Regions from separate parts of the Homo sapiens genome. Here region 1 is linked to region 2. Evidence: chromatin contacts called from ENCODE Hi-C or POLR2A ChIA-PET data. All regions are on one chromosome and are shown on one strand. The core of a region is the stretch at or near the end of the contact, and the rest is flanking DNA. Distances in the headings are between cores, read along the strand shown. Region 1 has its middle 69 kb from the start of ABL1. Region 2 overlaps ASS1 (argininosuccinate synthase 1).

Evidence for each region. A loop is a pair of places that touch in the nucleus more often than their neighbours do. ChIA-PET counts read pairs that join two places held with the same protein, here RNA polymerase II (POLR2A). Pooled maps may share reads with other maps.
Region 1: a pooled map shows a loop between it and region 2 (2.9-fold over the local background). The contact joins two enhancer-like sites. A Hi-C loop is called at or near these places in 4 of 50 pooled maps. POLR2A ChIA-PET finds 5 or more read pairs at or near these places in 3 of 52 experiments (H1, HEK293 and WTC11).

What each region holds. Positions count from the first base shown.
Region 1 is chr9:130,763,317-130,769,607 of GRCh38, forward strand. It overlaps a transcript of ABL1 not described here. Among named protein-coding and RNA genes, the nearest start is that of ABL1, 69 kb to the right of the region's middle. RefSeq lists a silencer at 2,244-2,293 and enhancers at 3,108-3,277, 3,308-3,367, 3,578-3,637, 3,648-3,697, 3,932-4,737 and 1 more. Within about 2 kb of position 2,860, at least 8 of the 41 ENCODE cell types and tissues checked have a DNase peak (open chromatin) inside an H3K27ac peak, as active enhancers do.
Region 2 is chr9:130,458,024-130,463,646 of GRCh38, forward strand. It overlaps ASS1 (argininosuccinate synthase 1), which reads left to right. Exons shown (of 15, transcript NM_054012.4): 4 at 378-566. Among named protein-coding and RNA genes, the nearest start is that of ASS1, 16 kb to the left of the region's middle. RefSeq lists enhancers at 3,370-3,459, 3,540-3,589. Within about 2 kb of position 1,413, at least 2 of the 41 ENCODE cell types and tissues checked have a DNase peak (open chromatin) inside an H3K27ac peak, as active enhancers do.

The sequences.
Region 1 (6,291 bases), core at 1,610-4,109, 310 kb after region 2:
TTTGTGGTTTTTTTTCATTTAATTAATTCCATTTATTCATTCTCTTAACACAATGCCTACAATATGCCAGGTATATTATATTGGTGTTAGGTTGGGCTATAATATTAAAAAGGACAGTCATGGTTCTTGCCCTTGAGGTCTGTTAGATCAGGAATTCAGAAGTGGGTTAGCTGAGTGGTTCTAGCTTGTGGTCTCTCATGAGATTGTAGACAAGATTTCAGCTGGGACTTCAGAGTCATTTGAAGGCTTAACTGGGGCTGGCAGGCCTGCCTCCAAGATGGCTCACTCACAGGGCTGGCGAGCAGTGCTGGCAGTTGACAGGAGGCCACAGTTCCTTGCCACACGGACCTCTCCACATGCTTCTTGCGTGTCCTCACAACATGTCAGCAGCTTTCCCCAGAGCAAGTAATCCAAGAGATCACAAGGCAGAAGTGACATGTCTTTATAATCACAGATGCTACCCTGCTGTTCTGCAGTATCCTGTTGGTTCCCCAGTCTACCCTATTCAGTGAGGGAGGGCACTCACTCAGCAAATGTGCCGGGAATCAGTGGGGGCATTTTGGAGGCTTGCCACTCGCTGCCTGTAAAATGAGCATCATAATGGCACGTGTACCGCTACCACCCCCTGCCAGCACAAGGGGAACATGAACCTAACATAATGGGGGCAGGGAACGGGCAGAAGAGGCTTCCCAGAGGAGACACTTAGGCAGAGACTGGGCCGCTGAGTGGGCGTTTGGGAGGTGAGGGTGTTCCAGGCTGAGGGGAGGTTTGTAGGAAGGTCCTGAGTGGGAAGGCACTGCCTGCAGTAGCGCATGGCCTGGAGGAGACAGCAAGGCGGGCCAGGGTCAGAGAGGCCAGGACACACACATCACTGTGTCCTTGAGGGAGATCTTTCTTCTCTAGGAATATAGCTGAGCTTACCCCAGAAACCAGGGGAGAAAATAGGAGCCGAGTTTTCTGGAGTGCGTTTCTTCTGTGAAGTGAGGTTTGTGTGTAGGAGGCATCTGTCCAGAGCTTTTCAAGTTTTATTTCATTATTGCTGGAGGGAACTAGCTCTGGTCCTGTTGGTTGGGACTGAACTGTATTGCTGACCCTTTCCCATGTTCAAAGTTCCCGCTTCCATTGGGGGACTGTGCTTTGTGCTTCTTCTTGTAACAATGTGTTTAGCTTATTTAGCAGCATCAGATTCTCCTTCTGATATATGCATTCGATAAACCTGGACACCTGTGCAGATTTCTTTTTCGTGGTGGCACTGTGTTTTCTTTTGCTTGTTATGCGTAAGGTCAGATATGTTGTGTTTTGGGTCCCTGACACCTTGGGCTTGGATGAATAATGTCACTTAAGAGGAGGCAAGTAAAAGGCCAGGCACAGTGGCTCATGCCTGTAATCCCAGCACTTTGGGAGGCCAGGGCAGGTGGATCACGAGGTCAGGAGTTCGAGATCAGCCTGGCTAACATGGTGAAACCCTGTCTCTACTAAAAATACAAAAATTAGCTGGGCGTGGTGGCGCATGCCTGTAATCCCAGCTAATTGGGAGGCTGAGGTGGGAGAATCACTTGAACCTGGGAGGTGGAGGTTGCAGTGAGCCAAGATTGTGCCACTGTACTCCAGTCTGGGTGACAGAGCAAGACTGTCTCAAAAAAAAAAAAAAAGAGGATACAAGGGATACAAGTAGAATTTGTAGTGTGCTGATTAACCAAAGACAAGTTCCTCCACCCTTTTCTTTTTGGCCAGAGTTGATCATTTTCAGAATTCATCATTTTGTCAAGATGATTTTTTTGTTGTTAAATATGAATAATTTGCTTTCCTCTGGACTTCTAAGGCTTCCTGAAATTACATGCAAACATTTGTGCAGTCTCATGTTTGGTTATTGGTTTTTGGGTTTGCTATTTTTGGGCGAGGAGGTCCATATCCTTCATCAGCTTCTCAAGGGGTTTTTTCAGAGGTACAAGGGGAGGCTTTGGTTTGGTTATGACAGTGCTACAGCCAGCAACCCGGGGGCCACCTGGGTGCTGCTCCCCCACTTCAAAACGTGTAGCTAGCAGGATGGAAATCCTGTCTACATGGAAATCCTTGTGGTGTTGGATAGGCCATGATTCATTTCCCTAAGCCTCAAATGCTTCTATTGTTTGTAGTTTTTCTCCCAGAATCTTCATGATCCATTTTTGTACATTCTTATGGCCTTACGATAAATTCCTAGAAGTGGAATTTCTACATCAAAAGAATAGAAACTTTTAAAGGTTTTTGATACATATTGCCAGTTGCCCTTCTGGAAGGTCTACTGGGTACGTCAGTGTACCTGAGTGTTAACAGTGACGGATCAGTATTCATTTCTCTTATAAGGAAGGAAATGAAAGTCATTTGGTAACGTAGAGGCACAATTAGACCTGACAGCCTTTGTGTTTCTCTTCTGTTCTTTAGGCCCCCCAGTTCCCTTTGCTGCTTTCTTCTTTATGCCACAGATTTAATGCTTGAACACATATTGAAATTTTGGAAAGTTACTGTGAATCTAATGGGGCATAATAGGCAGGTTTTCTTAATCCTGGCAATGACCAAACTAATCACTTGTCTGTGGTGGCTTGGTGGAAAAACGGTTTGTCAGCAGAATTTGGTAAAGAAGCAGTCACAAGGACAGGGTGTTGGTCTCATATTTGAGTGCTTCCCTGAGGAAAGAAAAGATAAAGGGAAGAATTGGGTGAATTCATCAGACTGTATTTGGCAGATGGAGATGAAGTGGGTGCAGGTCATCGCCCACGACCTGTTTCCCAGGCTTGCAGAGAAACTGCTGCTCAGGAGCTTGTGACTGTGAGGGCCCCGGGCCGTGGCATGCGTTGGTGCGCTCTCAAGAATGCGGCCATGGCACTCACAGACACATACCAAGAAGCCTCGGCCCCCAGTGCCCCCGCCAGCCTGCTCAGGGGCATGCGGATGACTGGAGCCTGGAAGGCGGGTCTTGCTGGGCAGGACAGATGCCTTACTGTCAGGACAGATGCCTTACTGTAGGCCCAGGAAGAGATCCATGACCGCAGACAGACTTCTGCGTAGGGCCCTGAGGAAAGAGTGGTAAACATGCAGTGAAGGGCGGCCCCACCACTGGTGGCTTCTGACAGGGAGCTGGAGGGTGCAGGTACTGGATGTGTCTCATTGGGATACAAATGAGTGTGCCCCGTGGTTAGGAAGATGAGGAAGTGTAGGCACTTGCAGGGGCCTTTTCTTTTGACTTAGTGAGTTCCCACCAAACCTGGCCTTGTCTGTTTTTGATGCCTTAGGACTTGGGGACAAGGCCACAGCCTGTGACCCCAGCATCATCTCCCCCCAGGGCCTTGCCACCCTCTAGCTTTCATCCTTGCCTCCTCCTCTGCCCTCTCTTTCTTGTCCGATACAGTCACAAGTGCCTAGAATAAACCTCACACCACCCACTGCTCTGCTGTCAGGGCTACCACCCCGGCCCCACCCTGCCTTGCCCCGGCTCTGATCTCAAAGACTTCCCAGCCTCCTGTTGCCATCTGGGTCTGTCCTCCTCCTGCTAGCAGAGAGACCCTCCCTTAGAAACTTACATCAGATCTTTTCACTACCCAGTTTCCTGTCCCTCGATGGGTACCCATCTCAGTTAGAGTAATGTTCAGCTTCTCTCCACAGCCTGCGTGGTCTGGGCCTGGTTTCCCTCTCGAATTTCCCTCCTGTCACTCCCTTTGTTTACTGCCAGTGCTTTTTCCTCTTAGGGTTCCCTGGGCCCTGCCCTTCACTCAGCTTCTGGTGCCTGGCTCTTTCAGACCCATGCAGGCCCCAGCTCACATGACATCTTTTCGGAAAGACCTTCCCTGATGGCCCAGGCCACAGTACCCACACCAGCATCAGCTCTTTGTCCTCTTCCCCTTTTCATTTCTTTGCAGCTCATGCCATCTGAAACTACCTCATTCAATTATTGATAGATCTGTTTGGAATTCCAGGAGTCCCTTTGCGATCCCATTCTTCTAAAGATTCACATGGCCTCAGAATGCCATGTTACAGTGGAGAGTCTGACTTCTTGTTTTCTGAGACGGAGTCTCACTCTGTTGTCCAGGCTGGACTGCAGTGACAATCTCTGCTCACTATAACCTCCGCCTCCCGGGTTCAAGCGATTCTTGTGCCTCAGCCTCCCGAGTAGCTGGAATTACAGGTGCCTGCCACCACGTCTGGCTAATTTTTGTATTTTTAGTAGAGATGGGGTTTCAACATGTTAGCCAGGCTGGTCTCGAACTCCTGACCTCAGGTGATCCACCCGCCTGGGCCCTCCAAAGTGCTGGGATTACAGGCAGGAGCCACTGTGCCCGGCCTGACCTCATATTTGAATACCGAGTTTTAGTTCTGGAGGAGCTGCAGGTTTTATGAAAAGGGAACACATTTGATTCCTCAGAGCAGCCACAGGCCAGCTCTCTGAAGTAAAGTGCACGTGTGCATGTGTGTGCACACTCACACACACGTACACACACATTCACAAATAGGACATCTCTTTTAAACAGAAATGGCCACCTGCATTTGAGAAAATAAAGTTTCATGCAGAAGAAAGTGACATGTTAAATTCAATCATCAAGATTTAGACTGGTGGGAATTCTGCACAACAAATGACTTGGTTTAATTAACATGGAAATTGCGAGGAAAAAAATGAAGTGGAACCTATGGATTTAAAAATTAGGAAATTTTAAGATTTCCATCGTAATTTTTTTAAAACAATATATTTTACTTCCAAAACCCTGCGTTTTCACATGGTAGCTATCTGCTGGAGCTGAGTAGCCGCTGCTCTCTTGAACAGCATCACCCAGATGGGAGAGCCCCCTTCCCCCCAACCCCCATACACTCCTATGTGTACAACTTCCTGAACCCTGTAAGCATTAGAGCTTGCAGCCTCTGCTTTTTCTGTTTCCTTCTTGATGGGAAGACTGGCAGCAGGATTTACTTGGTTGCTACATTTGTGAATTTGTAAAATAATTCATGCTCTGCTAGGTCTGTAACTTGGGAGGCTTGGTGTGCACGGGCATTTAGCAGCAACTCAGAGCGTATGGAAGACTGTCACTGGCAAGAGCAAAGTCCCCCCAGGACAGAGCCAGTGACGACTAGCTGTGTATCCTCAGTCTGATGGCGGTGGAAGTGAGGCAGCACCAAGGAGCAGAAACAGGAAGTTTCCACTGATGACCACCCTGCCCCCAGCTAGGCTGAAAGGCCTCCCCAGAGCCCTTGCATCAGCCTGGCTTTGCACTGGTCTGGGGGATGTTGCTTGTTAGAGCCAGTGAAGAAGAACGGTAGTAAGTTACCTGATGGCCAAGGCTCTGTCTGACCCTGTCTGCTGTCGTGTTCCTGGCACAGAATAGTCTTTGTTGAAGGAACGAATTAGTGCATCCTTCCAAGCCTTGGAGGACCTGTCTATAATAGGCCCACTCTATAGGGTCTTTGTGAGAATTAAATTAAAACCCCTATGAGAAACCTAACTAGAGACAATTGGAAGTAACTTAAATATTTGTTCATTGGGAACAGCTACATAATTGTGGCTGTCATTCTGTACAACACTCTGTGGCTGTTAAAGAGCTAGAGGTAGTTTTATGTGGATTGATGTGTTCAATGTGTTCAATGGAAAAGCAAGGGTAATATAATCCCATTTATACTACAGAGAAAAATCGGGTCTGTAAATATGTTGAGAAAGGTCTGTCGATAGTGGTTATCTTTTGAGAGTGGAATGGATCGGGGTGGGTATGGCCTGGGGACGTGAGGGGGAATTTTTCACTCTTTATTTCACATACATCTGTCATTGGCACAGAAAATTAAGCAGTAAACCTAAAGAAACAGAATAGTGCTTGTTGTATAGTTAGATCAATAACTTGTAACTATTATAAAAGGTAGTTATAAAGTTAGTAAGGGCCAAAGGTCTAACTAGAGTAGGTCGGTTATAGAGGAAAACAGTTTAATCAGTTGTTGTTTAACTTTTATGGAATGCAACTTCTTTAGCTTTAATTTGGAGAGCCAAACTATGGCCCTAGTCTTTTTTTTTTTTTTTTTTTTTTGAGTTGGAGTTTCGCTCTTGTCCAGGCTGGAGTGCAATGGTGCTATCTTGGCTTACTACAGCCTCCACCTCCCGGGTTCAAGCGATTCTCCTGCCTCAGCCTGCCAGGTAGCTGGGATTACAGGTGTGCACCACCATGACTGGCTAATTTTGTATATATATATTTTAAGTACAAATGGGGTTTCACCGTGTTGGCCAGGCTGGTCTCAAACTCCTGACCTCAGGTGATCTACCCACCTTGGCCTCCCAAGGTGCTG
Region 2 (5,623 bases), core at 163-2,662:
TGGCATGCGCCTGTAATCCCAGCTACTCAAGAGGCTGAGGCAGGGGAGTTGCTTGAACCTGGGAGACGGAGGTTGCAGTGAGTTGAGACTGAGCCACTGCACTCCAACCTGGGCAACAGAGCAAGACTTCGACTCAAAAAAAAAAAAAAAAAGAGAGCTATTGATTAGCAATGTCTGCCATGAGTGCAGGAGGGAGAGTAACAGTGCAGTGTGCTGGGATTGATGAATGATGTCTACTACAGATGCAGAAGAAGAAGCACCAGGTACAGCGGGGGTGGCCCCGTATAGGTCTCAGCTAGCTGAGGCCCCTGGGGCTCTGTATGCCAGATGGCCCCTGTCCTTGCCTACTTCTTCCTTCTGGGCTCCTCTTCCCGTAGGTGTTCATTGAGGATGTCAGCAGGGAGTTTGTGGAGGAGTTCATCTGGCCGGCCATCCAGTCCAGCGCACTGTATGAGGACCGCTACCTCCTGGGCACCTCTCTTGCCAGGCCCTGCATCGCCCGCAAACAAGTGGAAATCGCCCAGCGGGAGGGGGCCAAGTATGTGTCCCACGGCGCCACAGGAAAGGTGAGGCACCTGGGAAGGGCCGGGCAGAGGGAGATGGAGGCGGAGGGGTGTGGGAAGGAGATGAGCACCCCTCGAGCGGTTTCCTGGTGTGCCTCCGGGGCAGACTTGGTGCAAGGCAGCTACATGGCTTTGTTTAGACCCCAATGAGAGGGGTAACAGCTCGCCCCTGCGCTCTGTGCACTGTGGCACCTGAACGCCCATTCTGAGTCCTCACCTCCACCTTCTGCTGTGGGAGCGATGTCACCCCATTTGGCAGACTTGCTGCTGAGGCCTGGGGACATTGTCCAAGGTCGCATTGGCCAAGGTCACTGCGTGAGTCCCCCAGGGGACACGCAGGAAAGTGTTGAAAACCCTGAGTTGGCAGAGTAGGGTTCAAAGGCAGCTCTGCTGCTGGCTTGCCGTGTGTCCTCAGCCAGGGCCCTTCTCCCCTTCCTGAACCTCAGTTTCTTCATTTGCAAGATGGGGCTCATGCCATGTCTTAGTTTCCCAGGGCGAGGGTAACAAAATGTCTCAAACTGGTGGCTTAGAACACAGAACTGTTCTGCCTCATGGTTCTGGAGGCCTGAGGTCCATAGTGAGGGCATGGGCAGGGCCACGCAGCCTCTGAAGGTGCCAGGAAGCCTCCGGCTCAGGCCTCTCTCCAGCTTCCAGTGGCCTCTGGTGTCCCTTAGCGTGTGGCTGCGTCACTCCTGTCCTTCCGTCCTCCATCTTCCCAAGCTGTCTTCTTCCTGTATCTCTGCATTGTCTTCCCTCTGCTTGTCTGTTTACCTTCCCCTTGCTACAGGAACCCGTCTTGGATTAGGGCCCTTCAATGACCTCATCTTAACTTGGTTACTTTTTGTGTGTGTGTGTGGGGGAGAGGGACAAAGTCTCACTCTGACGCCCAGGCTGGAGTGCAGTGGCTCGATCTTGGCTCACTGCAACCTCTGCCTCCCAGATTGAAGCAATTCTCCTGCCTCAGCCTCCTGAGTAGCTGGGATTACAGGTGTGTACCCCACCACACCCGGCTAATTTTTTGTATTTTTAGTAGAGACGGGGTTTCGCCATGTTGGGCAGGCTGGTCTTGAACTCCTGACCTCAAATGATCCACCAGCCTTGGCCTCCCAAAGCACTGGGATTACAGGCGTGGGCCACCATGCCCAGCCTTAACTTGGTTATTTCTGTTAAGACCACATGAGGCCACATTCGGAGGGACTGGGGTTAGGACTTGAACCCATTATTTTGTGGAAACACAAATCAACCCATCCCGTACCCCTTCCCTCCGGGCCGTGTGTCCCAGTGCAGACTGCGGGGTCCCCGTGGGGTGCAAGACAGGAAGCCCCCTGCCTGCTGCTCTTCGGAAGGCAGTCCTTGAGAAACCAGATTCCTGACAATGTTGGCAACTGTCAGCCGATGTTTTTATAAAGACCCAAGTCATGAGCTCTCAGTCAGCGGACAGCATGCCAAGAGCCTGGTACAGGAATTGACTGTTTACCAACCCCACAGTCAGAAGGCTCGGAAACTCCCCAGTGACGGGGAGCTCACTACCTCGCCTGCCCGGGCTGGTCAGGGTGCTGATGGTGGGAAGTCCTGGCTCACTGTGGGAGGTCCTGGCTCACTGTGGTGCAGGGACACACACAGCTAAGATGATGATGGAGGAGACGCGGTTGATTTGAGGGTGGCCTGGGAGACAGCCACCCACCAGGATGGCACCTGTCATGTCTTTGAAAGTCCAAGTGTTCATTTCTTCACCGGAGCACTGGTTCAGCAAGCTTGCACTGGGTATCTGCTGGGAGTTGGGTGCTTGCTGGCATTGGCACAGTGCTAACTTCTTGGGCTCATTGCGTACCTTCAGAGAGCCCATTTCCTGGCAAGAGAAGAGAAAATGGATGTGTGATGAGGAATGGGAGTGGGGCCAGGGGTCTGTGCCAGGGAACTGCGGGAGCAGCAGGCAGGGGCTGAGGATGAGTCTAGAGGAGTGAATAATGGCATGGAAGAGTGTGAGAGGCAGAGGGAACAGCCTGTGGAAAGGCTTAGAGCCAAGAGGCCCTGAAGGACAGTCTGTCTGGGGCTGTGGAGCAGGAGCTATTGCTGTGGGGGAGGCAATAGGGCCAGGACTGGGCTGAGGCCATGCTGGGAGGTTTGGCTTCATCCTGAGGGCAACTGATTAGTGGGTGGAAGGAGGTCTCAGGTTGGATGGAGGTGGCCAGTGACTACCCCAGCGAGATGCTGGGGAAGAGACAGGGGAGAGCTTCTCACAGACTGCGGCCTTGGTTTTTACTGTCACTCCAGCTGTGGATGATGGGATGGTAGGAAACCAGGCAAGGAGGTTTGGGCGGGCCTGAGCTGTTGGGCAGGACCGTGTGTATGCTGCCATCTGTGCAAAGGTGGTGGCAGAGGAGGAGAACCCAGAGGATCAGGACTGGGCGACACAGCGAGACTCTGTCCCAAACAAAAAAAAAAGCTCCCGACCCATCTGCCTTAATGGAAAGAGCTGGATCGTGAGCTTCCTATCCCAGAAGGCATACAAGCCGAGGGCAGGGGATCAGAATTCTGGGAGGGGTCCTGCCCTCAGGTCTTTCCAACGGTACCATTAAGGTTCAGTAGGGCGGCATTCAGGTCTGGTGGAGTGCATGGGTGGGTGGGTGAGTATGGGTGGGTCGGCTCTGGCTCAGGCAGTTCCCGGGTCCATGCGGAGACCCCCACCCCGGACCAGCCCACATTTAGCCTGCAACAGCCTCCCGCAGCCGTGTGCGCCCCTCCTCCATGTGGCCACCAGAGGGCGCCAGAGGCTTGGGTTTGAGGCCTTGGGGGCCGACAAAGGCGGGAGGAGGTGGCGGCACCACCGGGGTCCTCTGTTCCCCATCCTGGACCTGCAGGGCGTGGTTCTGAGGAGAACGCCCCCCAAGCTAGTGCTATGGCCGCTCGGGACTTGGGGGCGTCCCTGCATTCACACTCAGAAGACCCAACAGGGACGGACTCCGGGGATGCCGGGGAGTAGGTGCTACCTGGCACAGCCACCTCTTTCCTGGGGTTGACAGGCAAGGCGTACTTCTGCGCCTCAGTGTCCCTTTATGACAGTACCCAGGAAACCCCCAACAGCCTCTGGAGACAATTTCCGAGAACTGGGGGTATGAGTGGAGAACCAGGAAGGCTGGGAGCGAGGGGAATCCAAGGCCTTGGAGGTGCTGGTCCAGCCTTCAGGCATTTACCCCCTGAGTAACCACCCAGCACCACCATCCCATGAGTATCCACCCAGCACTGCCCCGGGCGCCATCACGGGGGACGGGCCAGGTGGAGGCTTTCGGGTCTTTGGGCTCAGGGAAGGTGACAGTGAAATGTTGGGGGGACAACGGATTGGCCTGGGATGTGAGGGGGAAGGGCATCCTGTTTGCTGGAACCGCCTGAGCCCAGCCCTGAAGGCAGAGGCGGAGGCAGCCTCCCTTCCCAGCACCCCGTCCAGACAGCACCTGGTGCAGAAATTGAGCCGCACTCTCCCCTCCCATGCCCTGCTGCCAGCCCCACCCCTGCCCACCCAGAGAGCTGCACCGAAGCTGGGGTGGCCCTTGCGGGGCTCCTCTCTCCCCCTAGTTTTGGAAGAGGGGCCTGGAAATATGATTCTGAGACTCTAGCCGGGGAGCGAGAGTTTTGTAAATGGCACCATCTGTATGGGTGCCCCAGGGCAGATGGGAGACCCCAGGCCCCCCAGTCCCAGTGGGACCGTGTTTACATGCATGTTTACACACGTGTGCACAAATATCAGCATGCGGACACTCGTGTGTGAGACACTACATCCTCCTTCTCCCCGGAAAGCTGCCAGGAGCTGCCCTGGTGCTGGGGTCTTGGGGTTCAGAGGGGGAAGGATTAGACTGGCCTCCTTGGCTCTTGCCTGAGACGAGGGCAGAGTTTGAACCAAGGAAGCGTTTGTTTGGCCTCTTCGAGGGTCTCTGGCTCCTGAACAGATGGGTGTCCGCATGGCAGCATCTGGATGGGCAGACAGCAGCCCAGCCGTGCCTGGCTGGTGAGGCACAAGCCGTCTTTGTGTTGGGGAAACATGAAGCTGTGGGGGAAAATAGCTGGGCCATGCAACGTCGGACCATGCCTTACCATCTAAAATGAGGCTGTCTTTTAGTTGCTCCAGGAACGGGGCCGGCTGGGGGTCAGCAGGCAAATGTGGCCGCCCCCACCTCAGTGTCCTCATCCGTAAGATGGGACTAATAGAACCTGCCTCCTGGGGCTGCTCAAAGGATTCAGTGAGTTAATTATGCATGGAGCTCAGCTGGGAAGCCTGAGTGTGAACCGTTAGGATGAGCGAGTTTGCTGTGTGGCCCTGGGCAAGTGGCTGCACCTCTCTGAGCTTCACTTTCCTCACCCATAAAATATGGCTAAAAATCCCCCTGGCCCTGGGGGCCTCTCTGAGTGACAGCACATAGTAGGTGCTCACTAAAGGGGCTGCATGGAGGGTGAGTGAGGCCAGCCCAAGGCCTGTGCCGCACACACAGCTCCCAGCTCTGCAGAGAGGCTGAACCCTGGATTCTGTGCCACCTGACGAGAGTCTGGAAAATAGCATGTAATTCCCACCGCTGCCTGGCTGCGCCCATGCAGTTTTCACAGTAGGCAAAAGGTCCCTCTGTCATTTCCACAGCGCTTAAGTCTCCCTCTGGGCTGCCGAGCCCACGGGGAAGCAGGAGACGTGCGCGGCCATTTTCTCTCTGGGGACAGAGCTGGGCTGGCGGATGCCTGCGCTGACCCCGGCCTCCTCCTCCTCGGCATCAGTGTGGACGGTGGTCCCGGCTATGTCGGGGGTAACGTTCACAGCTCAGTGGGGTGTTGAGGTGTCTCCATTTGCCCACAGAGGATGCAGGCGAGGCAACCTGCCCGAGGGGGTGGCTGTGGTGCTGGGGACCTGGGCTTGGGTCCCGGGCCTGCCCTGGCTGTGTGTCCTTGGACTGGTTCCTTTCCCTTCCTGGGCCTCAGTTTCCCTCTCTGTGCAGAGAAGAGCTGAGGAGCAAAAGGCCCTCAGTGGTCACCTAGTTCCACCTCCTCCCTGACACCAGCCATTGAAGAGATGCGGAAAC